Regions from separate parts of the Homo sapiens genome. Here regions 1, 2 and 3 are each linked to region 4. Evidence: chromatin contacts called from ENCODE Hi-C or POLR2A ChIA-PET data. All regions are on one chromosome and are shown on one strand. Each heading gives the region's core, a stretch centred on a gene start or an enhancer-like site at or near the end of the contact. The rest is flanking DNA. Distances are from core to core; before and after follow the strand shown.

Region 1 (7,227 bases), core at 1,512-4,011, 1.3 Mb after region 4:
AGTCAAAATACCCCATTCCCTCAGCAGACAGAGTACAGAGAAGGGCCTCAGAGGACACCTGCAGTACAGCTATCCAGAGAGACTGGGCTTCAAGGTACAGCCTAATGGCTTGCCCCACTCAAAACCATCCCAGCTCTTCACCCAGGTCTCCTCTTCCTCTCCCTGAAGAAACCATCATGAGAGAGATACTCTGGTGGAGGGACTCTAGCTACCATGCACATGTACATATCCACAGAATATGGGAAGTGGGAATGGCTATATACATGGCTTTAGTAGTCTGGAGAAATCTACTCCCCTTGGCCAGGACATGCTGCTGCTACTGCTAACAGCCAATTTTATAGACAGAGAAAGTATTTTGTGTTCAAATAAACTTTAATTACCAAATCATTTTTGCTAAACCCAGTCCTTCTTTCTTCCCTAGGGGTATCTAGCTTCATCACCATCATAGAAGGTAGAAAAAGATGGAATCACAGGGTCAAAGCACAGCTTCTCTACCTACCCTACCAAACAGTACATATTCACTTACCCCACCAGGTTTTTCTCAACTCCAAATACTGCTTTAGGTTAAGTGTATTCTGCTGCCAAGGGAAGCATAGGTTTGAGTCTAAACAGGCTCTGAAACAGATTGTGCAAAACCTCAGGCCTCCTTCCTTCCTCGGGAAGTTCCAACTGTGGCAGAAATGAAGATGGAACTTCTCAAGAATAAACAGTTTTGGCCGGGTGTGGTGGCTCACGCCTGAAATCCCAGCACTTTGGGAGGCCAAGGTGGGCTGATCACATGAGGCCAGGAGTTCGAGACCAGCCTGGCCAATATGGCAAAACCCCATCTCTACTAAAAATATAAAAATGAGACGGGCATGGTGGCACACACCTGTAATCCTAGCTACTCAGGAGGCTGAGGCACGAGAGTCGCTTGAACCCAAAAGGCAGAGTTTGCAGTGAGCCAAGATCATGCCACTGCACTCCAGCCTGGGTGACAGAGTGAGACTCTGTCTCAAAAATAAATAAATAGTTTCTAGCACTCATCCCCTAGATATCCCCCAAGTGTCTCTCTTCCCCTTTGGTCAAGGTTATAACTGGGATAATGATTATGACAGACTGGCTGGGTGTCAGAGGTACAGATTTAAGGTAGATGGACTCAGGGTAAGGATAGCTACAGCTGTGTGGGGCTGAAGGTCTGTGGCACTGAGCTACTGGGGAAGGAGGGCTCTGTTTTCATTTTGACACACTGAGTTAATAAAGCACTTACTGAGGGAGCCAGAGCCCAAACTCTAAATGTGCTGTAGAAAAAGGGCCAAGTCATTGACTGCACCACTCCTTCAGCCAGAGGTAGAAAGGATTTACTCTTCAGCCATCTGGTAGAGCCCCAAGAACAAGTTACATGTGGACAAAGGGAGGGAGAGGTATCATGGTGATTAATAAATTCAAACAAAGCTGAATGATAAGACCCCAGGATGGAATACAGTCTGAGAAAGGCCTGGGCAAAGGGAGGCAGAGGGACTGAAGGAAGCAGGTCAAGGAAGATACACCCATGGTAGCCTAGGAAATTGGCAGTAGTTGGTGGGTGGGGAAAAGGAGGGTTTGGCTGTATGCCTAGCTTTCACAAGGTAGGGGATGAGGAAGATGATCATGATATTGCACAGAGGACCCAACACTGAATTGTGGGAGCTAGAGGTTGCTTGAGGCAAAGTAAAAAGGCTTCGGACACTTTCAAAAGGAGGCTGGCCAAAGGCGTGATTAGGGACTCCAGTAATGGACATACTAGAGGCCCTCGGGCACCTCAAGCCCTGAATGGGTCAGCAGCTCCCCATCCCAGAGAGCAAAGGCAGGCACCACTGGACCCCGGAAATCTGTCTGTAGCGTGTGAACCACAGAGACCTGGCTCACATCCACCAGGCTCAGCTTCTGGGCCTCATACTCCAGCAACAGCCCCACCTTCTCTGGCTGCCCAATACCCTCAACTGGGGCTTTCTCGTTGGCCAACATGGTGTACCACTTGCGCTGGGCATAGGTGAACACCCAGGAACGATCATCAACACCAATGCAGCTATCCCGGGACATGTCCACATCTGCCACTCCTATCCGGAACTGCTGGGAGCGCTTCACTGTCACTTCCCAGTAGTGTCTGCCACTGGTGACCGCTGTGTCTGCCAGCACCACTGCCCACTCCCGGAAGCGCTCCACATTCAAGGCCACCTTGGTGGGCTCCAATCCCACCAAGCCATATTTGACACCCGTATCATCTCTGAAGAGTGCCAGGCTGCTGTGGGCGGTTTTTTCTTCCAGTTTGAAACTGACGCCTGCGGGCAGAGCAAAAAGACGGGATAATAACAGGGGCTAGAACCCTAGGGCTGGTGATATATTCAGATATGAGGCAGGCAGCCATGATACACGAGCAACTAGGGAAGAGTCAGAATGCCAAGCGGGCAAGAGAGTCGCGAGGTCGCTTTACTACGGATAGCTCACGGAGCTGAAAAACTCGGATTGAGTAAGTCCCGGAATTTAAAGAAACCAAATGGTATCACAGGTTTGGAATCTTAAGACCAAGGCAGGTGGGGAAGGAAAAGACCCGAGAGGGTTGGAGTTGCTTCTCGGAGTGGGGTCTGGGAATAATAGACGGCAGCCATTCTGGAGGTAAAAGAGTAAAAAGAGATAATCCTACCTCTCTGGGCCTCTGTGGAGGCAACTCCCAATCGTTTGGCTCCCCAGCGGCACAAGCGCAAAGAACGTGCAAAAAGCAGCGCCATCTTGCGCCTTGGATGAACCGGGCACGCCTCCCGCTTACAGACACAGCCATCTGCCCGCCCGCTCCCCTAGCACGTGGTGCGCGAGGGGCGGCCGCGCAGTGTTATGACGTAGGCGACGCCCGGGGGCGGGCGGCCGCCAAGGTAGTGGTTTCTGTTCTGTTTCTGCCCGCGGTTAATGCTGCTTATTCAGTTTTTCTGCGTAGACGAACGCTGCTCACATTTGAACTACGTAAAACTTTTAGAGATATAGTGTAGCCAGATGCTTAGAAGTATAGATTTTAAAATTAGACAGTACTGTAATTAGCTTTGATCCCGGCTTCACTGTGTGAGTTTGGGCAACTCACTCCACTTTTCTGAGCCTTAGTGTTCTAATTTATAAAATAGAAATTATATACAGACCTTAGTAATAATTAAGTGAGAATAATCTAGGCCGGGCGCGGTGGCTCACGCCTGCAATCTCAGCACTTTGGGAGGCCGAGGCAGGCGGATCACGAGGTCAGGAGATCAAGACCATCCTGGCCAATATGGTGAAACCCCGCCTCTACCAAAAGTACAAAAATTAGCCGGGCGTGGTGGCGCGCGCCTGTAATCCCAGCTACCCGGGAGGCTGAGGCAGGAGAATCGCTTGAACCAGGGAGTGGGAGGTTGCAGTGAGCCGAGATTCTGCCACTGCACTCCAGCCTGGTGACAGAGCAAGACTCCATCTCAAAAAATAATAATAATTAATCTAGATATATATTGGCAAATAGCAACCATTGGGTAATTCACAGTTGTTTATAATTAATAGTAAATACATAAATACTGTTAATGTTGGTTTTGTATGTTCAAGGCTAGGAACGGATGGTTTAACTCAGCATTCAGTTTTCTGAACTTAACCAAGAGTAGCAATATTTTGGTTCAGGGTATGAGGTAGGAGATTATGGACAGCCTATATTGAACATTTCGATCTGCATTCCATTTTATTTTATTTTTTGAGACAGGGTCTCATTCTGTCACCCAGGCTGCATGCAGCACAGTGGCGCAAACACAGCTCACTGCAACCTTCATCTCCGAGGCACAAGCGATCTTCCTGCTTCAGCCTCCCATGTAGCTGGGACCACATGTGCACGCACCATGCCCCGTTAACTTTTTTGTAGAAACGGGGGTTTCGCTTTGTTGACCAAGTTGTTCTCGAATTCTCGGGCTCAAGCCATCCTCCCACCTTTGCCTCCCAAAGTGCTGTGATTACAGGTGTTAGCCACTATGCCAGGCCTACATTTTTTTAATCAGTCCACTTCTCAAGGTTCTGCTGGCCAGTGCAATAGCAACATACATCCCACCTCCATCCTCCTACCCCTCAAAAAAGGATTTTAGATATATATTTTTAAAATGTATATTCTGAGACGGAGTGTCACTCTATCACCCAGGCTGGAGTGCAGTGGTTTGATCTTGGCTAACTGCAGCCTCTGCCTCTGGAGTTCAAGCAATTTTCCTGTCTCAGCCTCCTGAGTAGCTGGAATTACAGATGCCCACCAACCACACCTGGCTAATTTTTTTTTGAGACTGAGTCTCACTCTGTTGCCCAGGCTGGAGTGCAGTGGCGCAACCTTGGCTCACTGTAACCTCCGCCTCCCGGGTTCAAGCAATTCTCTTGTCTCAGCCTCCTGAGTAGCTGGGACTACAGGCGCATGCCACTACGTCCGGCTAATTTTTGTATTTTTAGTAGAGACGGGTTTCACCATATTGGTCAGGCTGGTCTCAAACTCCTGACCTCAGGTGATCCACCCATCTCAGCCTCCCAAAGTGCTGGGATTACAGACGTGAGCCACTGCACCTGGCCTAATTTTTGTATTTTTAGTAGAGACAGGGTTTCACCATGTTGGCCAGGCTGGTCTCGAACTCCTGACCTCAAGTGATCCACCCACCTTAGCTTCCCAAAGTGCTGGGATTACAGGTGTGAGCCACCACACCTGGCTTCTGGCCTAGATATTTAAAAGCCTAAATAACTAACCAAAAATTCTTCCTCCTCTCCCAGAGTGGTAACTGCCTTGAATGATGCACATGGCCCTAGTTCAGGCCACTGTCATCCTTGGCCTTAAGGCTTTCTCATTTCTTTTATTTATTTATTTTATTTTATTATTTTTTTTATTGAGACTGAGTCTCACTCTGTCACCCAGGCTGGAGTGCAGTGGCAGAATCTCGGCTCACTGCAACCTCCACTGCCCAGGTTCAAGCAATTCTCCTGCCTCAGCCTCCTAAGTAGTTGGGACTACAGGCGCCCACCACCACGCCCTGCTAATTTTTGTATTTTTAGTAGAGACAGGGTTTTGCCATGTTGGCCAGGCTTGTCTCAAACTCCTGACCTCAGGTGATCTGCCCGCCTCTGCCTCCCAAAGTTCTGGGATTACAGGCATGAGCCACCGCGCCTGGACAAGGCTTTCTCATTTCAATGTAGAAATGTGAGTAGCTTCTAAGCTGATCTGCCAGCTTCTATCTGTCTGCTTCTAATTCAATGTCGGCATTACAGTCAGACATGCAACCTCCCTGCTTAAATCTGTTAATGTGCCTGCCTCAAATTCCCTTACATGGTCACAAGGCTTTACATGATATGACTACTGCCTACCTTCTTTGTTCGTTTTCACAAAACATGATTTCTTCAAGAGTTCACAGGGCCATTGCAGTATAATTCACTAGGTGCCATGATTGAAGTCATACAGGATGCTCAGGAAACAAAGGAGAAACCTCTGATTTAGTATATTTGAGAGTGGTGGGAAGAGACTTCCCAAAAGCCATACCTATGGCTTGAAAAGCAGAAATGGTTAAGCAAGTGAGGGAATCTCATGAATTGCAACCCATATTCAGCCAGTTGCCCAGAAACCATGGAGTCCTTGGCTTGTCTGTCTCCTCTCACATATCTGATTGTCACTGAATCCCTATCACATTCCCCCTACTCCTACCAGCCCCCACTGTCAACTGCATCAGCCGTCTAACTTGTCTCCATTCTCCCCAGTGCTGCTGAGTGAAACCTATATCACCCATTAGGTTGTGAATCCTTTTTTTTTTTTTCTGAGACAGAGTCTCACTGTGTTGCCCAGGCTCAAGTGCCGTGGTGTGATCTTGGCTCACTGCAACCTCCGCCTCCCAGGTTCAAGCGATTCTCTTGCCTCAGCCTCCTGAATAGCTGGGATTACGTGCACCTGCCACCACACCTGGCTAATTTTTTTGTATTTTTAGTAGAGATGGGGGTTTCACCATCTTGGTCAGGCTGTTCTTGAACTCCCGACCTTGTGATCCACCTGCCTCAGTCTCCCAAAGTGCTGGGATTATAGGCATGAGCCACCACTCCCGGCTTAGGTCATGAATTCTTAAGAAAGGTGATTAAATACTGTGTTCTCTTTGCCCCAGGGCCTTAGTGTTCCCTTTACCACAGAATATGTGCTCATTAAAACGAATGAGTATAAAAGGAGAGGGTGGTTGGGCATGGTAGCTCATGCCTGTAATCCCAGCACTTTGGGAGGCTGAGGTGAGAGGATCACTTGAGCCCAGGAGTTCGAGACCAGCCTGGGCAACATAGGGAGACCGTATCTCTACAAAATAAATTTTAGAATTAGCCAGGTGTGGTGGTGCACGGCTGTAGTCCCAGCTAATTGGGAAGCTGAGGCACGAGGATTGCTTGAGCCCAGGAGGTCGAGGCTACAGTGAGCCTGGGCAACGAAGTGAGACCCTGTCTTAAAAAAAAAAAAAACAAAACAAAAAAAAAGTTTTGTTCCCATATTTTTTGGACTGCAGTGGCTCATTCTCTCCACCAGTTTTTTTTTTTTTCTTTTGAGACAGAGTCTGGCTCTGTCACCCAGGCTGGAGTTCAGTGGCGTGATCTCAACTCACTGCAACCTCCGCCTCCCAGGTTCAAGTGATTCTCCTGCCTCAGCCTCCCGAGTAGCTGGGACTACAGGCATGCACCACCATGCCTGGCTAATTTTTTGTATTTTTAATAGAGACGGGGTTTCACCGTGTTGGCCAGGCTGATCTTGAACCCCTTTCCTCAAGCGATCTACCCGTCTTGGCCTCCCGCCCGGCCTCGCCACCAGTTTGGAGTGCAGTGGCCCATTGTCTCCACCAGGGGTCAGCATGGCCCAGACTTTTCAGTCAGCTAAATAACGTGAGAAGAGAGCTTAGAGATTTCCTTCAGCAAAGTCCTGCTCTGTCAATACTTTGCATTTTGGTAGTAATGGGAAGGTTCCAGGATTGTGTTTCTGTAGGATTTCCCCTTTGGTTCCTGTGAGAGCTGAAGCAATCACTACACATCCCTCACACCGTCACTTAAGACACATCCATTACTTTATTCCTTATTCAGGGAATAGCCTTGCTTGTCATCTCTTGTATTATTTACCTTTTACAGGCTGACCATTCATTTGATAAATTCACCTTCCTCATTCAGATGATTTAGCTGCCTCGTTGCTCATTGTAATTATAATTCTTTTTTTTTTTTAAACAGATTCTC
Region 2 (7,303 bases), core at 4,804-7,303, 1.7 Mb after region 4:
TTCAAATTGTACACGTTAAATACCTACAATGTATTATACTTCAATTATCCTCAATAAATCTGCAAAAAAACACTGATTTTTTTTTTAAGACTTACAGAGTAAGACTGGGCCAAAAATAGTAACCACTGCCATTTGTAATGTTGCATTATCTGGCAGGTTCTTTTTTTTCTTTTTTTTTTGAGACGGAGTCTCGCTCTGTCGCCCAGGCTGGAGTGCAGTGGCGTGATCTCGGCTTACTGCAAGCCCCGCCTCCCGGGTTCACACCATTCTCCTGCCTCAGCCTCCCGAGAAGCTGGGACTACAGGCACCCGCCACCACGCCCGGCTAATTTTTTTTTTGTATTTTTTAGTAGAGATGGGGTTTCGCCATGTTAGCCAGGATGGTCTCGATCTCCTGACCTCGTGATCCACCCGCCTCGGACTCCCAAAGTGCTGGGATTACAGGCGTGAGCCACCGCGCCCGGCCTATCTGGCAGGTTCTTTGCAAAGTCCTTTGCAAAGATTATTTCATTTAGTTCTCAAAATGTTCTTGTGAAGTGTTTTTAAATTAATTTTTGGAGGTTTAGATAGAGTAACTTGCCCAAAGCTACACACAAAGCTACCAAAGAGCGAAGGAAGGACTCAAACTTAGGTCTGTCAGACTCCGAAGCTGGGCTCTTAACTCCTGCACGACACTGCCCTCTATGGTCATCCCGAGGTACTAACATCAATGAGGCCTGGTTAACTACTCATGACATCATCTTTAACTGTAGCCTGAGAAAGTCACCCAATTTTCTTTTTCTTTTTTTTTTTTTCCAGAAAGAATTTCGCACTTTCGCCAGGCTGGAGTGCAGTGGCATGATCTTGGCTCACTGCAACCTCCACTTCCAGGTTCAAACTATTCTCCTGCCTCAGCTTCCCAAGTAGCTGGGATTATAGGCGCGTGCCATCACGCCCGGCTAATTTTGTATTTTTTAGTAGAGATGGGGTTTCCCCGTGTTGGTTAGGTTGGTCTCAAACTCCTGACCTTAGGTGACCCACCCGCCTCAGCCTCCCAAAGTGTTGGGATTACAGCCGTGAGCCAGGGCGCCTGATCCGGAAGTCACCTTTCATTCAGAGTGCCTGAATCAGGGTAAATAGTGCATTATACTAGAAAAAAGGATGTGTCTTCAGGACTTCTTTCTGGGGTCCAGGGATGTGGGAGGGAGACTGTATTCCTCTTCCCCACCCCAATCGATCTCCTCCTCTCCTAGTGCTCCCCACACCCCTCCCAATGTTTCTGGGCCTATCTCACCTTGCTGCCTTCCCACACATTCTCATATTTCAGAAATGATGAGTCCAACACTGATCTAAGAGAGTAGAGAGAAAAGGTTAGGAAAATAGCCTTGGGAGGCAGCTGTGAAGTCAGGGTCCCTGGGCCTGTAGATAGTGAGTTGGGACTCCAAGTCACACTGCACACTTGGCTTGTGAGCATGATGTTCACCATGGCTCAGTTGCACCTATTCGTGCAGTCACCACCAGAAGCCCAAGCCTCCAGCTCATTCCACGTCTCTCAGATTCTGGTTCTCATGCAGTCCTTTCTGACCCCATTTGCACTCTTCCCCATCTCCTGAAACCCTTTCACAGCTTTCTGGAACCCAGGATTCATCATCAATAAAATCCTCCAAATGCAACATTCCCTTCACCATCTGCTCTGCAGTATAGTCCACAGACCAGTTGCATCACAATCACTTGGGACACTATTAAAATGCAGATTCCTGGCCAGGCGCGGTGGCTCACGCCTATAATCCCAGCACTTTGGGAGGCTGAGGTGGGCTGATCCCTTGAGATCAGGAGTTCAAGACCAGCCTGGCCAACATGGTGAAACCCTATCTCTACTAAAAATACAAAAATTAGCCGGGCATGGTGGCGGGCACCTGTAATCCCAGCTACTGGTAGGCTGAGGCAGGATAATCACTTGAACCCGGGAGGCGGAGGTTGCAGTGAGCCGAGATCGGGCTACCGCACTCCAGCCTGGGTAAGAGAGAGAGACTCCATCTCAAAAACAACAAAGTTTGGGATTATTAAGACGAAAAACTAAGTCAATTCTTACCAGCTAGGTTCTTGAAAGTAGAATCTATGGAGACAATCAAACAACATACTCTGCGCTTAGAATGCAGAGTATGTTGTGAGTTTGTAAACCCACAGAAGAGGTAGTAGTTAGGACCCACGTGACAGGCTGTGACTCTAGACACTTCAAGAGGAATCTTGGATCAGCTCTGTAAGTACACCCACAATCACGATTTACTATTTGAATCTGGTTCTGTTGAGCAAGCTGGACTTTGGGATCACTCAGATTCAGTACCCATTTTTGCCTTGGACCTCTTAATTTTCTTCTATCACTTCCTGTTTACCCTTGGTGTGATCAGGTTGCAAGGGGCACTGATGTCTTGAGACTCCCTGAAGGATATAGATTATCGCCTACATTCAGTGCTCTTACACACTCCGGGTTTGCCACAGATATTCCAGTACAAACACTGGTGTACTGACAGTCAAGTCAGGTCAGCAGTTCTTGTCTCAGATTTCTGTTGGGGAGTGCATTCCAATTAACAGAACCTCCACATTCTAAAATCTCTACCCGTTCCTTAGGCTGGGTGCAGTGGCTCACACCTATAATCCCAGCACTTTGGGAGGCCGAGGCAGGTGGATCATTTGAGGTCAGGAGTTTGAGACCAGCCTGGCCAACATGGTGAAACCCCATCTCTACCAAAAAAATAAACTAGCTGGTGCATGCTTGTAATCCCAGCTATTTGGGAGGTTGAGGCAGAACTGCTTGAAAGGGGGCAGGGGTGCAGGTGACTCCCAAGTGTCTAAAATCTCCAAGCTATACAGGTGTTACCTTTCACTGGCGAAGTCAGTAACAATTTACTCCCAAATAGATTTTTTTTTTCCTGAATTCTAGGACAAATTAAACTATTGTCATACAGACAAAAATAAGGTAGAGCCTTTCTCTACCTTATATTTCCGGGATGTCTCGTTTCTAGAAATGCCTTTAGTGTCTTTTCCAAGGTAGGAAGATGAGCATCTGAACATTAATCCTTTTATGCTCTGAAGCTATCCAAGTCATACATCCACTATTCAAGTTCCCCCTCCAGGGGTATAAACACCTCAGTTTAGGTCACTTCCCAATGTGCTCCTCACTCAACTAATAGCTTTTCCTCATTCTCCTAATGTTTACCCATTTTTAGGATGCCAACTTAAACTTGATGTGGTTAAATCCAAAATTCAGATGCCTAATCTCCATTTCACACAGCTATGCGAATTGTGAGGCCAACCATACGACCACAATTAAAGTTTAATTTACATAAATAGCTAGGCGAGGTGGCTCAAGCCTGTAATCCCAGCACTTTGGGAGGCCAAGGCTGGTGGATTAACTGAGGTCAGAAGTTCAAGACCAGCCTGGACAACATAGTGAAACCCCATCTCTACCAAAAATACAAAAATTAACCAGGCATGGTGGCAGACACCTGTAATCCCAGCTACTCAAGAAGCTGAGGCAGGAGAATCACTTGAACCCGGGAGACGGAGGTTGCAGTGAGCTGAGATCACGCCACTGCAATTCAGCTTGGGCGACAAAGACTCCGTCTCAAAAAAAAAAAAAAAAAAAAGAAAAAAATTAAATTACATGAATAAGCTTTCTTCCCCATGAAAATAATGTGTGTCACTTCACACTTGGTCTAACACACAAAATCCCCACCTTATCTGGCACAGATACACTTAACATGCAATATTAAGTACAATTTCCATTTTATTTTTCTCCAGAGAATAGCCTGTCTTCAGTCTTTAAGAACTCAGCTCCTTACATGGGCTTTGGTGGGGGACGTGGGGCAGCACCCTGAAAGACAAAGAAACAAAAGAGTAAATTAAAACCCATGGATCCAAGACTCCCTTCCCCCAAAGAACTTGACCACCATCCTCTCACAAACTGATGTATTCAGGCTACAAATGCATGGGAAGCTGATAGAGGTGGAGGGAGAACACTACTCTGCATCCTAAAAACCAATTCTGATTCTAACACTGCTTTGCAGTGTCTCTAAGCATGTTCAGGTGTGGGTCTCACCTGCCTTACAGCTTAACCTGAGGCACAGACCTTAATTTGATACCCCCTGCACCACAGGAGGAAGCAACTTTTTTTTTTTTTTAAGAGACAAGGTCTCACTTTTGCCCTGGCTGGAGCGCAAGTGGTATAATCATAGCTCACTGCAACCTCAAACTCCTGGGCTCAAGTGATCCTCCTGCCTCAGCCTCTCGAGCAGCCAGACTATAGGTTCACACTATCATGCTTGGCTTCCTTCTCAATATTTTTTGAAGAGATGGGGTCTTGAACTGCTGGTTTCTAGCAATCTTCTTGTCCCAGCCTCCCAAAGTGTTGAGGTTACAGGTATAGGACACCCTGACCCTCCAGGATGAAATTTTAACCATCACTCCCCTGGCTTCCATTCTCCTTTTAAAATACTCACCGCAGGTCTAAATCGGGGTGGGGGTGTTCGGTCCTTGCGGGCTTCACGAGATCGATTCCTGACTACTTTGCTGTGAATTGCACAACTCACACAGTAATGTAGCTTCACATACAGCTTGGGAAGCACATAGGCTAAGGAATAGAAAATAGAGTTATACTGGTATTATATACCTACCTTGCTTTTTTGTTACATGAATGAAGAGCACCTTACATGTTTACGTCAATTAAAACTAAACCTATTTAAATGCCTGTCGGGCACATAAAAGCACCCCCAAAGCACCTGTTCAGCCCAATACCTGAGCACATATGTATAACCCTCAGTTTTACAAGTGAATTAACATCCCACGTGAGTTCATCTTGACACCGCAAGGACCAGACTGACATTCTAAATGCAATAAACCAATAATCCAGTTCCTTCTACACCTACACCCGCCCTAATGCCTACCCTGAACCTTGCTCTTTCTATAAAAGGAAAAAAACAAAGCGACGTTCTTATTGCTCCAAACATCATCCTTGCACACCAAACTAGACGGCCTCCATTCTCGAAACGTTGAAGACATTCTTCCTCACCTGTATATTTTCACAAATATTCAAATAATCAATAGCACAAGAATTGTCAAATTTACCAAGTTTCTAGTTTTTGCAATCTCATAACCGAAACAGGCAAACCTTTACCTCAGAGTAAAGGCTGTGCACTCTATCACAAAGTCACCCTCTGCCCAGAAAAGAATCAAAACGGCAAACAAGAGAATTCTCTTCTACCAGTAACAACCTTAAATACGTGGAAATTGCCTGAGAGGCTCCAAAGAACAGAGCCTCCAAAAGGGCGAAGTTGGGCGAAGGCTTTAAGATACTGGGATCCTCACACAGTTCGCGCCGGTGACCCACTTACCATCGAAGACGCTCGCTTCAGAAATGTCCCTGACTGCTGCGGCCTCCACTATGTTTCGAATGACGAATTTCTTAATGGCCTTGTCCTTGGGCACGCATCGGGCACAGTTAGTGCAGCGAATAGGCTGCACGTGGCCGCGGCCCTTTTTGGCACGACCATTGTTCCTTCTTTTCTTTGTCTGCGACAGGATGGGAAAACTGTTAGGAAAACGGCGCAACTCACCCAGCCTCAGTCCCTTTCCGGCCACAAGCCGCACCGGCAGCCTCCAGGAAGGCGCCGCTCGGATCTCCTGTTTCTCCGCAAATCCCGCCGACCCCCAGAGCAAATGAAATGTACACTCGGTCCACCCCTCAGCCGTGCTCCAGGCTCTCACTTCCCCACAATCCCAGAGTCTGCACCCGAACCCCCACCCTCACCACGCAAGAAGACTCACCATCTTGGAGGCACGGACCGGAGAGAGGAGACGGTGCCTGGCAGGGCCCTCCTATATAGCATGAGATCCCTACGCGGACACCGGGAGAATCCTTAGGAGACGGGCTTCAAGAACGGCAACTCACTTTACTCAAATATTCCTTTACATTCAGCATTTCTGCTGAAATCTAGGGTGGAAATGCGTTCCTAGTGTTTATTTATCCATGGAACAAAGTGCACATGGGACTATTTAGCCGGATGGCGGAAGAAAATCGAGGTTATGTGTCTCCCAGCAAGCCTTGCGCCGCGCCGACTCGGAAGCAATTCTGGACGATGCAGTTTTCCGGTATACGCGACGCTAGGCGTGAAAGTTGCCAGACGCTGGACCACAAGGCGCACTCGTTATTAGAGGCCAGAGAGGGACAGATGCTTGGTGGGAATTGTAGTGCGAAGCCAAGAGGCTCCCCCCTCCCCCCCTTCCCCCCTGCCCCAAGTGCTTAGACCGAAGGCGGCGCTGCGCCACCGGGGGACGCCCTGGGCTCATTTCTCTGACAGTCCTTCTACTAGGTAGGTGTAGGATTACGAAGAGGAAGGCCTGAGAGGAAACAAGCATTTTGTGAATCCCTCCTTCCAATATGGAGAAAATCCCACAATGAAGTGCATTGAGGCTGGGGCTATTTCTCATTCATCTTTTTATCTCTGGCACAGTGCCTGGCCCTGTGGTAAGCGTCTTTATAAATATTAACTCATTTAACTTTGAGCAAGCCTATAGGTAGCTACTATTATTATCCTCACTTTAAAGATTGAAGAATTTAGCCCGGCCTGGTGGTGGGCGCCTGTAATCCCAGGTACTCAGGAGGCTAAGACAGGAGAATCTTGAACCTGGGAGGCGGAGTTTCCAGTGAGCCGAGATCGCGCCACTGCACTCTAGCCTGGGTAAAAAGATCGAAACTCTGTCTCAAAAATAAATAAATCAATTAAAAAAAAAGATTGAAGAACTGACGTGCAGTAGGTATTCTGGCTCCGCTGTACTATGCTGTATGTCACCTAACAAATGGATGGAGGAATAGCCTGGACTAATGACTTAAACGTTTTTCACCCAGATTCATAGCACGAATACATTTTACATTGGTACCCAGTACACACACAAACACGATTACATGCACATGCAAAACTGAAACACAAGCTTTATGAAACGATACTTACCCTTGTCATAGGTGTGCTGGTATGTTCTATTCTTTATTTTTACTTAATCTTTCTGTTCTCTATTTTAATAAATGCTGATCAAAAACCACGAAAATTATTTCACCACTCATTAGTGAATCTGACCCCTAATTGAAAGATTATGTGTAAGCTCCATTTACCTCTGAAGAGCCATCGGAAAGACTTAAGCCTTAGGCTGGGTGCAGTGGCTCACGCCTGTAATCCCAACACTTTGGGAGGCCAAGGCAGGCGGATCACCTGAGGTCAGGAGTTCAAGACCAGCCTAGTCAACATAGTGACACCCCACCTCTACTAAAAATA
Region 3 (6,423 bases), core at 2,966-5,465, 1.4 Mb after region 4:
TGTCTGCCTTTCCAAGAAATGCTCAGAATGAGACTCTGACCCTCCAGCCATCTTTAACAGAGACTGGGCATCCATCAAACATGCTCTCCATTATTTGGAGAACATGGAGAGCCAGATTCCTCTCCCAGATCCCAGGATCTGCCAAGATCTCTTACACACAGCCCCCTCCCTAGCCCCTCTGCCTGAGTACCTGTCCAACTTAGCTCTGAGGGTGCCCTTGGAGGAGGTGGGCTGCCCAACTGAGGCCCATGTTCTGCAGTTTCAGATGCGAGGAAAGGATACCACTGAAACCCTCATCCGTGAGAGTCAAAAAGTTCAATGGGGAGGAAGGCAATACCAACATCATTGTGACGAATCTAGTAGTCCCTTAGGGAAGTGTGAATAAACCCAGCACCCAGCTGCCCATCCTGGGAAATGTATGGATGGTGGCAAATATACCCACTGGGGTAGCTGGCCTACCAGGTAGCTCAGATGGTGATTGAGTTTGCTGAGAAACCATCTCCCATGATGCTTGGTGTCACAGTTCAAAGTTTTGGGTGTCCACATCACCAAGAACTGCAGGTATGAGTCTTGGGAGCATATTGAAGAATTAGGCAAAAAGTTGAAGAAGCTCTCAAGATCATTTAAATTGTCCATGGACAGTGACAATATAATCTATCAAATGTTCCACAGCTATTCTGAAGTGCTTTGTGAGGAAAATGATCCAGGAATTGATCCCGGCTCATTTCAGCTATTCAATATCACATAAGTAATGAGTCTCCTTTCCCAGGACTGTATTCAAGGATGGCACACAGTAAGTAGTTAGAAATGTTGGAGACCACTTAGGACAGATGAATGCTCTTTATTTCACCTCTTCCCTTAAACACATATGTGACCAGTGTTAGCCTTGCCCCTCTCCACTTAGTAGGTGTCAGCTCCCCTCCTTTTTTTTTTTTAAGACGGAGTCTCACTCTGTCACCCAGGCTGGAGTGCAGTAGTGCGATCTTGGCTTACTGCAACCTCCACCTCCCGGGTTCAAGCAATTCTCCTGCCTCAGCCTCCTGAGTAGCTGGGACTACAGACGCCCACCACCACGCCTGGGTGTATATATATATATATATATATATATATTTTTTTTTTTTTAGTAGAGACAGGGTTTCACCATATTGGCCAGGCTGGTCTCGAACTCCTGACCTTGTGATCCGCCCGCCTTGGCCTCCCAAAGTGCTGGGATTACAGGCGTGAGCCACCATGCTCAGCCGCTAATTTAATTTTTAAAATGAAGAGAAATGAGAGTATCACAAACATCTCATCTTTCCTAATTCTGAATTTCCCTGGCTCCTATCATGAGCTTAGAGTGGGAATGTGGCAGGGACATACAGGAAATGCCAAAGAACAGGACTGTAGGCATAGAGGTTGAGTGTGTGACAAGGGGCACAAGGTTTGAGCAGCCAGTATAAATGGGCAAATATTTGCAGAGATTACATCCTTCACTGATCATAGGGGAAAGCAAATATCTCCTTTCCTCATGGGACACAGAACTAGGCAGAACAGGATCAGGAAGCGATCAAACCTACCAAGGCAGTCTCACTTCTCAATGACTGGACTGTGTGGTAATTTGGGGTCCCTATATATGGGTGGAAATAAAACAGAAGTCCCTGGTGACCTGTAAATGGGGGAGACCAAGTGGGAGCAACTGGGGTGCATTTCCTATTTCCTAGGCCTTTACCTAAAAAGAACAGAAGCTTGGGGCCAGGCGCGGTGGCTCACATCTGGAAGCCTATCACTTTGGGAGGCGGAGGTGGAAGGATCACTTGAGCCCAAAGTTCAGAACTAGGCTGGGCCAGATGGCAAAACCACGTCTCTACAAAAAATTTAAAAATTAGCTGGGCATGGTGTCACGCACCTGTAGTCCCAGCTGCTTGGGAGGCTGAGGCAGGAGGATCCCTCGAGCCCAGGAATTCAAGGCAGCAGTGATTTGTGATCCCATCACTGCACTCTAGTCTGGGCAACAGAGCAAGACCCTGTCTCTAAAAAGAAAGTACAAAAGCTTGGAAGCAGGTGATGTATGAGGTGTCCCCCTAACTGAGTCTTGGGCTCACCATCGCCCTTAGGGAAATGGTTTGTATGTTTCGGATTTCTCCCCTTTCTAGGGTACTCTGCTCCAGACATGCGTGGCCTCAGACTCATCATGATACCAGTTGAGCTGCTACTTTGCTACCTCCTGCTGCACCCTGTGGATGCCACTTCATATGGAAAGCAGACAAATGTCTTGATGCACTTTCCCTTGTCCTTGGAATCCCAGACACCCTCCTCAGACCCCTTGTCCTGCCAATTTCTGCACCCAAAGTCACTGCCTGGTTTCAGCCACATGGCCCCTCTACCCAAGTTCTTGGTAAGCCTGGCTCTAAGGAATGCCCTGGAGGAAGCTGGTTGTCAGGCTGATGTTTGGGCTCTACAGCTACAGCTCTACCGCCAGGGTGGTGTGAATGCTACACAGGTCCTCATCCAGCATCTTCGAGGGCTCCAGAAAGGCAGAAGCACAGAGAGGAACGTGTCAGTGGAAGCCCTGGCCTCTGCTCTGCAGCTGTTAGCCAGGGAGCAGCAAAGCACAGGAAGGGTCGGGCGCTCCCTCCCGACAGAGGACTGTGAGAATGAGAAGGAGCAAGCTGTGCACAATGTAGTCCAGCTGCTGCCAGGAGTGGGAACCTTCTACAACCTGGGCACAGCTTTGTATTATGCTACTCAAAACTGCCTGGGCAAGGCCAGGGAACGAGGCCGAGATGGGGCCATAGATCTGGGATATGACCTTCTGATGACCATGGCTGGGATGTCAGGGGGGCCTATGGGTCTAGCGATCAGTGCTGCACTTAAACCTGCATTAAGGTCTGGGGTTCAGCAGTTGATCCAGTATTACCAAGATCAGAAAGACGCAAACATCTCTCAGCCGGAGACCACCAAGGAGGGTTTGAGGGCCATCTCAGATGTGAGTGACTTGGAAGAAACAACTACTCTGGCTTCTTTCATATCAGAAGTAGTAAGTTCAGCTCCCTACTGGGGGTGGGCCATAATCAAGAGCTATGACTTAGATCCTGGGGCTGGGAGTCTTGAGATATAAAAGAATGTGGTAACCACAGAATTAATAACTGTACTACCCTGACAAGCTATATACATGTCTTCAAAATTTTAATCTGATTTATCCAGGAGGAAGGCTGTACAGTAAAACGTAAGAACGTAAATGTTTGGGTGTTGAAGTCACAGGGTTTGGTTTCGAATCTAGGCTCCACTTGTTAGAGCCTCGGTGATCACTGAATAGTAACTTCTTTCTTGAACTAAGATCAGTTTTGAAGTTTCTAAAGGAGATAGAATGATTTTAACCTCAATGAGTTGCCCTGTAAATTTAAAATGATACAATGAATCTAAAATGCTTATCACAGTACTTTCAATAAATAGCTATTAGCCAGGTGCGGTGGCTCACGCCTGTAATCCCAGCACTGTGAGAGGCTGAGGCGGGATGATCACCTGAGGTCAGGAGTTCAAGATCAGCCTGGGCAACATGGCGAAACCCCGTCTCTACAATAAATACAAAAAATTATCCTGGCGGAGTTATGCACGCTTGTAGTCCCAACTACCTGGGAGGCTGAGGCGGGAGAATCACCTGAGCCTGGGAGGTCGAGGCTGCAGCGAGCCGAGATCGCGCCGCTGCATTCCAGCCTGGGTGACAGAGCGAGACCATGTCTCAAAAAATAAAAATAAAAAAAAATTGTTTTCATTACCTCAGCCCTCCTCTTCCTATCCCAAGGCGTCGAAATTCCGGTCCCACCCCTTCCCATGGAGCCCTTGGCGTCTCCAGGCTCCTCAAGCTAGTTTCGGTTCCGGGGCTCACGCGCGGGTTCTCGAAAATCAGCTGTTTCAGTCTTGGGCTAGTCCACTAATTGGACTCCTCCCCTCGTAGAAAGTGCCTACTTGAACTTCTCCACCAATCGCTGAAGCTGCAGGTGTGGTTTCGGCTCAGCTTGTCCCGCCCTGCGGAGGGGCGGAGTTGCGGCGGCGCCAGTGAGCTCGCAGTCTGGGAAGGGCTTGACTGAATGGCAGCCAGTGTCGGGGTGGCGGCTGGGAATGGGGGCCGCTCCGGACTTCCGCTGCCAACTACAAGGGGGCGGGTCCGAGGGGGGTTAGCCGAAGTTGTAGGCGGGGCGCGAGGTTCTAGTACCCGAGCTCATACTAGGGACGGGAAGTCGCGACCAGAGCCATTGGAGGGCGCGGGGACTGCAACCCTAATCAGGTACGGGCCCTGAGAGGGTGTGCTGGGGTAGGGGTGGGGGTGAGAGTGAGAGTTCCTCCGAGGGAAGGGCGACTGGCCCCAGGGGTTACCCCCTGGAGAGGGTAGCTTCGGTCCCCAGATTGAAATAGGAGCTGTCGCCTGCTCGGTCCTCGATCTTCTTCTGTCCAGCCTATCTCCCTAACCCTAATGCCCCTCTCCCAAAACTGCCCTGCAGCTTCCGAGACCCGGAATCTGGCATTGTTATGTTGGTTCGGTATCTGACGTTTTTCCCTCTGCTCTGCATTATTTTTTATCTTCACCAAAAAACGATGTTCAAAGATAGATAAATCTAAAAACAAAGATAGATAAATCTATTATCCTTGTTTTGTTAAAAAGTATAAGCTACTGAAAGATGAAACGATTGCCTAAGGTCACACACAAAATTCAGTTCATTTCAGAAAAGCTTCTTGAGTGCAAAATATGTGCCTAAGAATGAGAGATAATGAGAAAAAATTGTTTCAGCCCTTAACCTCAGTGTTTGCAATCCATTTGGGGAGACCAGGTTTTTTGTTTTGTTTTCATATTTGAATCTTTGCTGACTTGCTCCTTTAATATCAGACACTTAAATCCTCAAGAATTGGGACCTCATCATTAATTTTTTTTTGGAGATGGAATCTCACTATGTTGCTCAAGCTTGGTCTCAAACTCCTGGGCTCAAGCCATCCTCTCGTCTTGTGGGCCTCACAAAGTGCTGGGATTACAGGCATGAGCCATCATGCCTGGCCACCTGATCATTTTTTTAACTTTTTTTTGGTATCATAAAAGCAATACAGATACATAGTTTTAAAAATCAAGCACTACTAAAAGAGTTAAAATGAAAATAGCCCCTGCCCAATCCCTCCCTTCCCTTGTTCCTGCTGGAGGTAGAAAGGCAGCTGATGTTATTCATGTTAGTAGAAGACTCTCCCACCCCAAGCATTTCTCTTTATTTTGTAATAAAATCATGTGACCTTTTTAGACCACAAATATGCATGAATTCTGTTCTGTTAGGCTCAGGCTGCAACAAGCATAAGTTTCAGTTTCCTAAATAGACACCAGCTGGCAGTGAGCAGGGAACAGTGGGGAGAAAGATGCATGGGACAGCCTGCTTGGTGACAGGCAAAAACCAATTTGTTGTTCTTTTGAGACAGAGTCTTGCTTTGTCACCCAGGCTGGAGTGTAGTGATGTGATCTCTGCTTACTGCAACCCCTGCCTCCTGGGTACAAGCCATTCTCCTGCCTCAGCCTCTTGAGTAGCTGGGATTACAGGCAACAATTTTAAGTGAAGTTTCAGGATCTCACAAAGTTGATAACCTATAATCATATTCAAGATTCACAGGTCATAAACGTGTCATATTCTTGGGATTGAGCCACCCATTGCACAGCATTTAGATGTCTTCTAGAATGGAGCTCCTCCTTCCTATATGGAGGGCAGTTTATATGGTGTACTTACCTGACCACCAAAAAGATTTGGCTCCTAAAAAAGCTTCAGGTGGCCGGGCATGGTGGTTCACCCCTGTAATCCCAGCACTTTGGGAGGCCAAGGTGGGCAGATCACCTGAGGTCAGAAGTTCCAGACCAGCCTGGACAATATGGTGAAACCCCATCTCTACTAAAAATACAAAAATTAGCTGGGCATGGTAGTGGGCGCCTGTAATCCCAGCTAGTCGGGAGGCTGAGGCAGGAGAATCCCTTCAACTCGGGAGGCAGAGTTTGCAGTGAGCCGAGATCGTGTCACTGCACTCCAGCCTGGGTGACAGAGCAAGACTCCATCTCAAAAAAAGAAAAAAAAAAAAAGAAAAAAAAAAGCTTCAGAGCCAGCAGGGATCATGCTGTAATAAATACTTAACATCAACACTGATCTTTAAATGCTTTAGCACAATCAAATATAAATAACAAACACACACATAAATGCAAAATAAATGAATTAGGGAGATAGATGAAATAAGATTGTGGAAATAGTAATGTTTGTTAAAGCTGGATGGTGATCCTTGTACTATTCACTCTACTCTAGTGTGTATTTGAAAATTACCATTAGGCTGGTTATGGTGGCTCATGCCTGTTAATCCCGGCATTTTGGAAGGCTGAGGCAGGCGGATTACTTGAGCTCAGGAGTTTGAGATCTGCCTGGGCAACATGGC
Region 4 (6,563 bases), core at 1,828-4,327:
AGGAAGTCAGTGGAGCCCCTTGACTGACAAAGCTTAGAAAGGAACTGAAATTGCTTCTTTGAATATGGATTTTAGGCGGGGCGTGGTGGCTCACGCCTATAATCCCAGCACGTTGGGAGGCCAACGCGGGTGGATCACCTGAGGTCAGGAGTTCGAGACCAGCCTGACTAACATGGTGAAACCCTGTCTCTACTAAAAATACAAAATTAGTCAGGCGTGGTGGTGCACACCTGTAATCCCAGCTACTTGGGAGACTGAGGCAGGAGGATCGCTTGAACCCGGGAGGCAGAGGTTGCGGTGAGCCGAGATCATGCCATTGCACTCCAGCCTGGGCAACAGAGCAAGACTCTGTGTCAAAAAAAAAAAAAGAATATAGATTTTTAAATGGCTTTTACTTTTATATTCGCTAAACTTTCTCAAACTGGATCCTGCTTATTACAGGAAAGAGTTCTTGGTTGTTTTCTCCTTGGCCCTATCCCTGATTTACCCTTAGAGCCACACCAGGGTATGTTGAGGTGATCCAGTATATGGACAGAGGAAGGGAAACAGCTAAGAATGACTCCAGCCCCCATCCTATGCACTCACAGAAGCTTCCCATATCCTCTTGGAGAGAGAGGAAGAAAGTTTTTCCTTTTATTCCTTATAGTCTGGCTCCCACTAAAATATGTCAAGGCATAAAGTCTTGCTATTCCATCAATTTTAGAGGATGTGACAAGGGGCCTTTCCTTTTTCTCAAACCAAAACGGTTACAGACCCTAGATATTCCCTAAGGGAGGAAGAGAAAGCTTAGAGAGAGCAGAAGAAAAGTCAGAAGGATCCAAAGTCTCATAGAAAGGCACTGGGGTTGGCTCTAGGATCCTTCTGATTCCGAAATCTCATTGCTAGCCAAACACCAAGGATCTGTAGGAACAAAGGGAGAGAGATAAGTATCAATTAATTCTCAGTCTCAAAAAGGATGTGTGTGAGGGAACTGGAGAATGTTACCTCTGTAAAGCTAAAGAAGAGTCCAACACCCCCTAGGATTTTCAGGGCTTCGTCTGAATGCTTAAGAAACTTTTCTCCACACATCTGGCATGTGGGGCTCTGGCTCTTGCAGATCTGAGGATAAAACGTGAAGAATGCAAAGTTGTGAATGTAAAGTTGCTAGTGACTAATACCTATGCCGAATGTCCCTAGAAACTTTACTGTTATCTGACCAGTGTCCTACAAACTAAAATCCTACTTGGCTAATTCCCCAGCCTCTATCCACCCCCACCTCCCACCAACACAGCCCCAATACAAGAGGGCTTGTAGAGAGAGAAACAATGACATTCAAACTAAATTTGCCAACTTGGGCATTGTCCTTACCCAGTTTCCTACCTCCCCTGGCTGCTGCACCACCCCCAACACACTCACTGCAGTGCAGAAATCATAATCTTGTTGATACAGGGTTGTGAGGTTGAATAAGCCACAACAATCAAAACTTCTTTCCAGTTCATCCCGAGTCTTGTTGCTCATGACCCACCAAGAAGCATTGATGACATCTGTCTGAAAGATATGGGTAGAGGGAAATTAAGTCTCCCTACATCCTGTTATCAGTTCAAGTGCCTCAATTTCCCTAGCCCAGCAAAGGAAGTCAAACAGAAGCATAACGGTGTGCAACAATTATAGACACGATAAATATCTACCTTTTGAGGTTCTCTAGATCATCCTCATGGAAAATTAACCAGACATCCCAGAGGAAGCAAATAGCCCAAGAGGCCAGAAGCAGTGCACCTAAGGATGATCTTTGGGTAGTTGGGGCCAGACTAAGGAAGGAGTTCGAGGTTAAGAGGAAAATTTTAAAAAGCAAGTAAGTACTTGAAAGGGTACTGTCTTACCTGTTTGCTTCGGTTAATAGCCAGACATGAGCAAGAGATTACAAATTGGAAGATGAAGACCAAACCAAGGATGATCATGTACTGAGAGGAAAGGTTATGGAAAAAAGTCCTAGATTCCTTTATGTTTCATCTATAATAACTGTCTGGTCTCATCTGTTCATAGAACTTACACCACCATGTCAAATTGAAAGCAATAAAATCAGCTCTTGTTTCGTAGATTATGGGACAGGGCAGGGCAAGGAGACGTGTCCAAGATCCCTGAGGTCCCCTACCCTTCTAACATCTTCCTTAGATGACAGCCCTCCCAAGCCCCCGGTTGCCCCCATCACTTCAGGTCAGGATACAAAGAACAGCAGGACTTGGTGGTGGTTGACAGCACCCACCAGTCCAGCCACTGCAATAAGGAGAAGGAAGACTCCCACAGCAATGACTCCGCCGATGATGTGGATGCTGGACACCAGACCCAGGCCCTTGCCCCAAGCAGCCACTCCAATGAGCAACAAGCTCACCAGCTACGAAGAAAGAGCAGGATACATCTCAACAATTCTAGCATGCGGCACAGCCCAAGGCCATACAAGAGGACTTGGGAGCGGGGCAGGGGGAAGGAATAATGGAATAGTGTGTGAATGGGAGCTGGGGATGGTGCTATCCGCACCGGGAGCATCCCTAGGCACTCCCAAAGGTTAGAATGGCTAGGATGGCGGGGAGGGGGTGGCAGGGATGGTAGTATGAATGCAAAAGATGAACCCTCAGGATCATCCTATCACTTCCAGTTTGGAAGAAACTGAGGTTCACAGGAAGGAGGTATGGAACTTACGCCCACGGCCTTCAGTTCATTCCCCCACCCTCAGACAAACCCCCTTAATCAACCGGAAGTCTCCTCTCTCCCACGGAAGTCCCCAGGAATTCCCTCGTCGCCGGAAGTTCCTGGGAATCTTCCCGGAACCCCCATACACCCCTCTCCCCACCGGAAGTACCCTAGAGATTCTCCCCACGGGGCCTTTCCGCCTTGAAGCTTCCCCCACCTCCAAAACCTCACCATGTAGACCACGTTGAGAGCGCAAAGCGCATTCTTGGAGCAGGCAAAGCCGCCACAAACCATCTCCCCAGCTCTGGGGACCCAAGTGGTCCCAAGGACTTGGGGGGAGGGTATTGGGGACCGTCTTCCAGGACCCCGACAGCTTCTGTCTCTTTAAATCGAGGCCAGCCAAACCCAATACTCTGCGCCTGCACCGTCCCTCCCCTGCCTCTGGATTGGCGAAATGCGTGGCTAATCCTGGACGTCCAAGGCCTGCATGCCAATCAACCCGCATTACGTCACCGACCCGCCTTCTGTCCCTCTCCTTTTGTTTTTTCATTGGGCGAAACTTAAAACTAGGGGCAGGGTTTCTAGAGACTCTCTTAGGGACTACAGCCTAAACTCCAAAAGCTTAGGTTGAAAGCTGAGCTTTCTGTGGTCGGAGTTAGGAGAGGGCTAATTCCCAGGGAGACGGCTCTGGAGGAACTTAGGTGAAGGGGAGACGGCGGGAGGGGCGGGTAGGGGGCCGCTCTGAGAGCTGGGCAAAAAGGGCTCCGCCCGTAGAAGGAGGGCCCTTCCCCACCCCCTTCCCCCTGTTCTGCAGTGACCTCACGATGACGCCATTGTTTTGTTATTGCGTCACGCTCGGGAACACCCAAAGGAGCCACATATTGAGCTTATTTAGCCCGGCCGCAGAGTCCGCGGGTTGGACACAGCAACACCCAGCAAATCATCACACGTTTGTGTGTCCTCTAGTACCCATGTCCTGTTCCATATCTCCTCCTAAAGGGGTGTGAATATACCAGAAATTCAGTGTGGAAATAGCGGCCTCAGGCCAGCGCATTCCTGTATGTGGCATTGCCACAAGTGCACAGAGGGGTGTGCTCAGCATTTTCAGAGTACACGCCTGATCTAGGGCTTGCAAAAAAACGGCAGGCAAGAGGAAGAGTCTCATTTACATAAATATAAGTGGAAGGAGCCTCCACCTTTTCACTTGGGGGTAGGCTGATCAACAACTTTATTATCTAGTAAGTGCTTTGACAAACCGTCCTTCTCACGGGGGTAGGGAAAGGCATAATCCTTCTCTTCCCCAGGAGAAAGAAACAGTAGGAACAAAAAAGAAAACCCTCCAATCAACTCAACAGAATGATTTAAGTTTGTGTGTACTTAGATTCTATAGACTTACTGCCACAGTCAGATTGCCACTTCCTAGCTGCGTAACCTTTGGCCAGGCACTTAGAAACTGTCTGTGCGTGTTTCCTCATCTGTAAAATGGGGATAAATAACAACACACCCTACCTCTTGGGTTGTAAGAATTAAATGAGTTAATATATGTAGAATACTTAGAACAGTACCTGGCATATAGTAAACACTCAATGTTAGTTATTACTTTTCAGGTCATTTTACAGGTTCCTGTGGGCAATTCCAACCTCAATTCCCTTATCTTTAACTACACAGTATTTATATAAACTCTTACAGAAATTAATACCAAAAAGGTATGCAGGAGAATAGATGTTTGACAGGGCGAGAGAGGTGTTTGGGTCTTGAAACAAGGTAATTAAGTTATTATCATTATTATTATTTTGAGACAGAGTCTCCCTCTGTCGCCCAGGCTGGAGTGTAGTGGCGCGATCTCAGTTCACTGCAACCTTCACCTCCCGGGTTCAAACAATTCTCCTGCCTGGCTCAGCCTCCCGAGTAGCTGGATTACAGGTGCCCGCCACCACACCCAGCTAATTTTTTTGTATTTTTAGTAGAGATGGGGTTTTGCCATGTTGGCCAGGCTGGTGGCGAACTCCTGACCTTAGGTGATCTGCCCGCCTCGGCCTCCCAAAGTGCTACGATTACAGGCGTCCGGTGGAAACAAAGTAATTAGGTCAAACTACCCGCTACCTCCTACCTCCCACCCCCTCACTCCCCACCTCCATCCCCTTCCTACCCCAAGTCCCATCTTCATTGTCTCCTTCAGTTCCTCATCTACCTTCTTTTCTTTGAGGTCCTAAATCAAGGGCAAGACAATGATATTAGAAGGGGAACTGGTTGACAAGCATTTTGGTTGTGTGGTGTAGTGAAAAGGGTATCAAAATTATAACCAATCTGGGCTTTATGTGCTTGGTAAAAAATAAAAATAAAAATGTAAAAATAAAATCAGAAGACCTAAATCCATGTCTTTGTTTCACCTCTTAATGGCTTCTCTGAGCCTTAGTTTCCTTTTATGCAAATAGGGATAAATAATCCTACTCCTCAGGGCTGTCATGAGGATAATATATATATGAAAGTATGTTGTAAACTATTAAGTGTTATAGTCATGTTAATTATTATGAAAGCGATTGGACATGGAACATGGTAGTTTTTGTCTTTTTATAGGTTACTTTCCTCCTTCATAACTGATTTTCCCCATAATCACTTGGCCTATTTATTTATTTTATTTATTTTTGACGTGGAGTTTCGCTTAGTCACCCAGGCTGGAGTGCAGTGGCGTGATCTTGGCTCACTGCAACCTCCACCTCCTGGGTTCAAGTGATTCTCCTGCCTCAGCCTCCCAAGGTGCTGGGATTACAGGCATGAGCCACCACGCCTGGCCTCACTTGGCCCTTTTAAACAGGAGGTGGCCTCAGTGGGTAGCTGCCTGAAAAAGGGTTACATCGTAAGACATAAGGATACAGGGCTCATTGGGATGTGTAGAGAGGGCAATGGGTACAAGTGTATACTAGAATGCAGGGCTGTGAGGGTAACAGACCAAATGTGCATGAATTCCTGTGAGAGTTTGAAATCCGCAGGTCATCAAGAGTTTAGGATTGCACCTCGGACCTAGCTTGCCATATTCTCCCAGAACCAACACCCATCTTAATTAGCCACCTCCCACAGGAGGCCCTGGGACACTGTTAAGATTTCTCCATCCACCTGGCTGGGAAATCATAGCAGGGACTGGCTGGCAGGGTTGATGGGCCAACACTAGAGGGGGTGGGAGGTGCAGGAGGTAGTGCTGTCCCAGGCTGTGGGTTTGAAACTCACCAGTCAGGAAGTGAGGTCGACAGACGGAAGGGCGGGCAGGGGCGGGGAGTTCTGGGCACAGCAGAAGGGGCCTTCTGAGGTTTGGGGGCTGTAGGGCCATGGGCCTCAGGGCCAGAGGTGGTTGTTAGCCTGGCAAGACAGGTCTGGGCAACATGCATGCCCAGAGGCAGTTCGTTGTAGCTGCAGTGAGAGCAGAAGTCAGACGACATGAGGTGGCCAAGCAGGCTCTAAACCGCCTCAGGAAGCTGGCAGAGAGGGTGGACGACCCCGAACTCCAGGACAGCATCCAGGCCTCATTGGACAGCATTCGAGGTAAGAGAAAGGTCAGCCCTCAACTTGGGTGTATCAGGGACTAGCAGGTGCATAGAAGGTTTAGCTGTATCATATATCAATTCCCAGTCAGCTACTTCCTAGTCCCCAAGATGGGACTCTGGGAAAGAATACATTTAGGGAGGATGGAAAAAGACATGGGAGGTATCATTCTTTCTCTTTCCCTGCTCTGATCCTTCTCCCAGGAGATCAAAATACAGGTCCCTGTTGAGCTGACCTTCTTGGCAATGAAGAAATGTGTGAGCATGGGGAAGATAGGCTGTGACAGACTCATGGTAGACTTGTTCCCTGCCTGGGGAGTCCAGAGCAGGAAGCAGTCTGGGGCAGCAGGTTCTGGGACT

The links. Hi-C counts contacts between places; a loop is a spot of excess contacts on that map. ChIA-PET counts read pairs that join two places held with the same protein, here RNA polymerase II (POLR2A). Pooled maps may share reads with other maps.
Region 1: a loop to region 4 is called in a pooled map, with 4 times the contacts of the local background. The contact joins the promoter of SPRYD4 here to the promoter of TSPAN31 in region 4. A Hi-C loop is called at or near these places in 2 of 37 single-sample maps with no recorded cell type and 6 of 50 pooled maps.
Region 2: a loop to region 4 is called in a pooled map, with 4 times the contacts of the local background. The contact joins the promoter of RPS26 here to the promoter of TSPAN31 in region 4. A Hi-C loop is called at or near these places in 6 of 50 pooled maps.
Region 3: a loop to region 4 is called in a pooled map, with 6 times the contacts of the local background. The contact joins the promoter of STAT2 here to the promoter of TSPAN31 in region 4. A Hi-C loop is called at or near these places in 1 of 37 single-sample maps with no recorded cell type and 8 of 50 pooled maps. POLR2A ChIA-PET finds 5 or more read pairs at or near these places in 1 of 52 experiments (activated B cell).

The regions. Positions count from the first base shown.
Region 1 is chr12:56,464,112-56,471,338 of GRCh38, reverse strand. SPRYD4 (SPRY domain containing 4) reads right to left here and starts at 2,761. Exons shown (of 2, transcript NM_207344.4): 1 at 2,663-2,761; 2 at 1-2,300. The coding sequence starts at 2,747. The coding sequence ends at 1,762. GLS2 (glutaminase 2) reads left to right here. Exons shown (of 18, transcript NM_013267.4): 18 at 1-387. RefSeq lists enhancers at 1,914-2,043, 2,464-2,513, 2,834-3,013, 3,024-3,093.
Region 2 is chr12:56,040,668-56,047,970 of GRCh38, reverse strand. RPS26 (ribosomal protein S26) reads right to left here and starts at 6,053. Exons shown (of 4, transcript NM_001029.5): 1 at 5,802-6,053; 2 at 5,369-5,546; 3 at 4,478-4,608; 4 at 3,274-3,852. The coding sequence starts at 5,804. The coding sequence ends at 3,817. RefSeq lists enhancers at 472-766, 1,357-1,950, 5,365-5,624, 5,765-6,094, 5,543-6,332, a cis regulatory region at 493-867 and a silencer at 6,245-6,304.
Region 3 is chr12:56,357,899-56,364,321 of GRCh38, reverse strand. STAT2 (signal transducer and activator of transcription 2) reads left to right here and starts at 4,215. Exons shown (of 24, transcript NM_005419.4): 1 at 4,215-4,264. APOF (apolipoprotein F) reads left to right here and starts at 1,465. Exons shown (of 2, transcript NM_001638.4): 1 at 1,465-1,592; 2 at 2,133-3,754. The coding sequence starts at 1,577. The coding sequence ends at 3,097. RefSeq lists enhancers at 3,733-3,822, 3,893-4,072, 5,148-5,317, 5,149-5,348.
Region 4 is chr12:57,741,553-57,748,115 of GRCh38, reverse strand. TSPAN31 (tetraspanin 31) reads right to left here and starts at 3,077. Exons shown (of 6, transcript NM_005981.5): 1 at 2,899-3,077; 2 at 2,204-2,371; 3 at 1,860-1,940; 4 at 1,396-1,527; 5 at 985-1,098; 6 at 1-900. The coding sequence starts at 2,961. The coding sequence ends at 826. CDK4 (cyclin dependent kinase 4) reads left to right here. Exons shown (of 8, transcript NM_000075.4): 8 at 1-389. It also overlaps a transcript of AGAP2 not described here. RefSeq lists enhancers at 2,267-2,346, 6,156-6,215.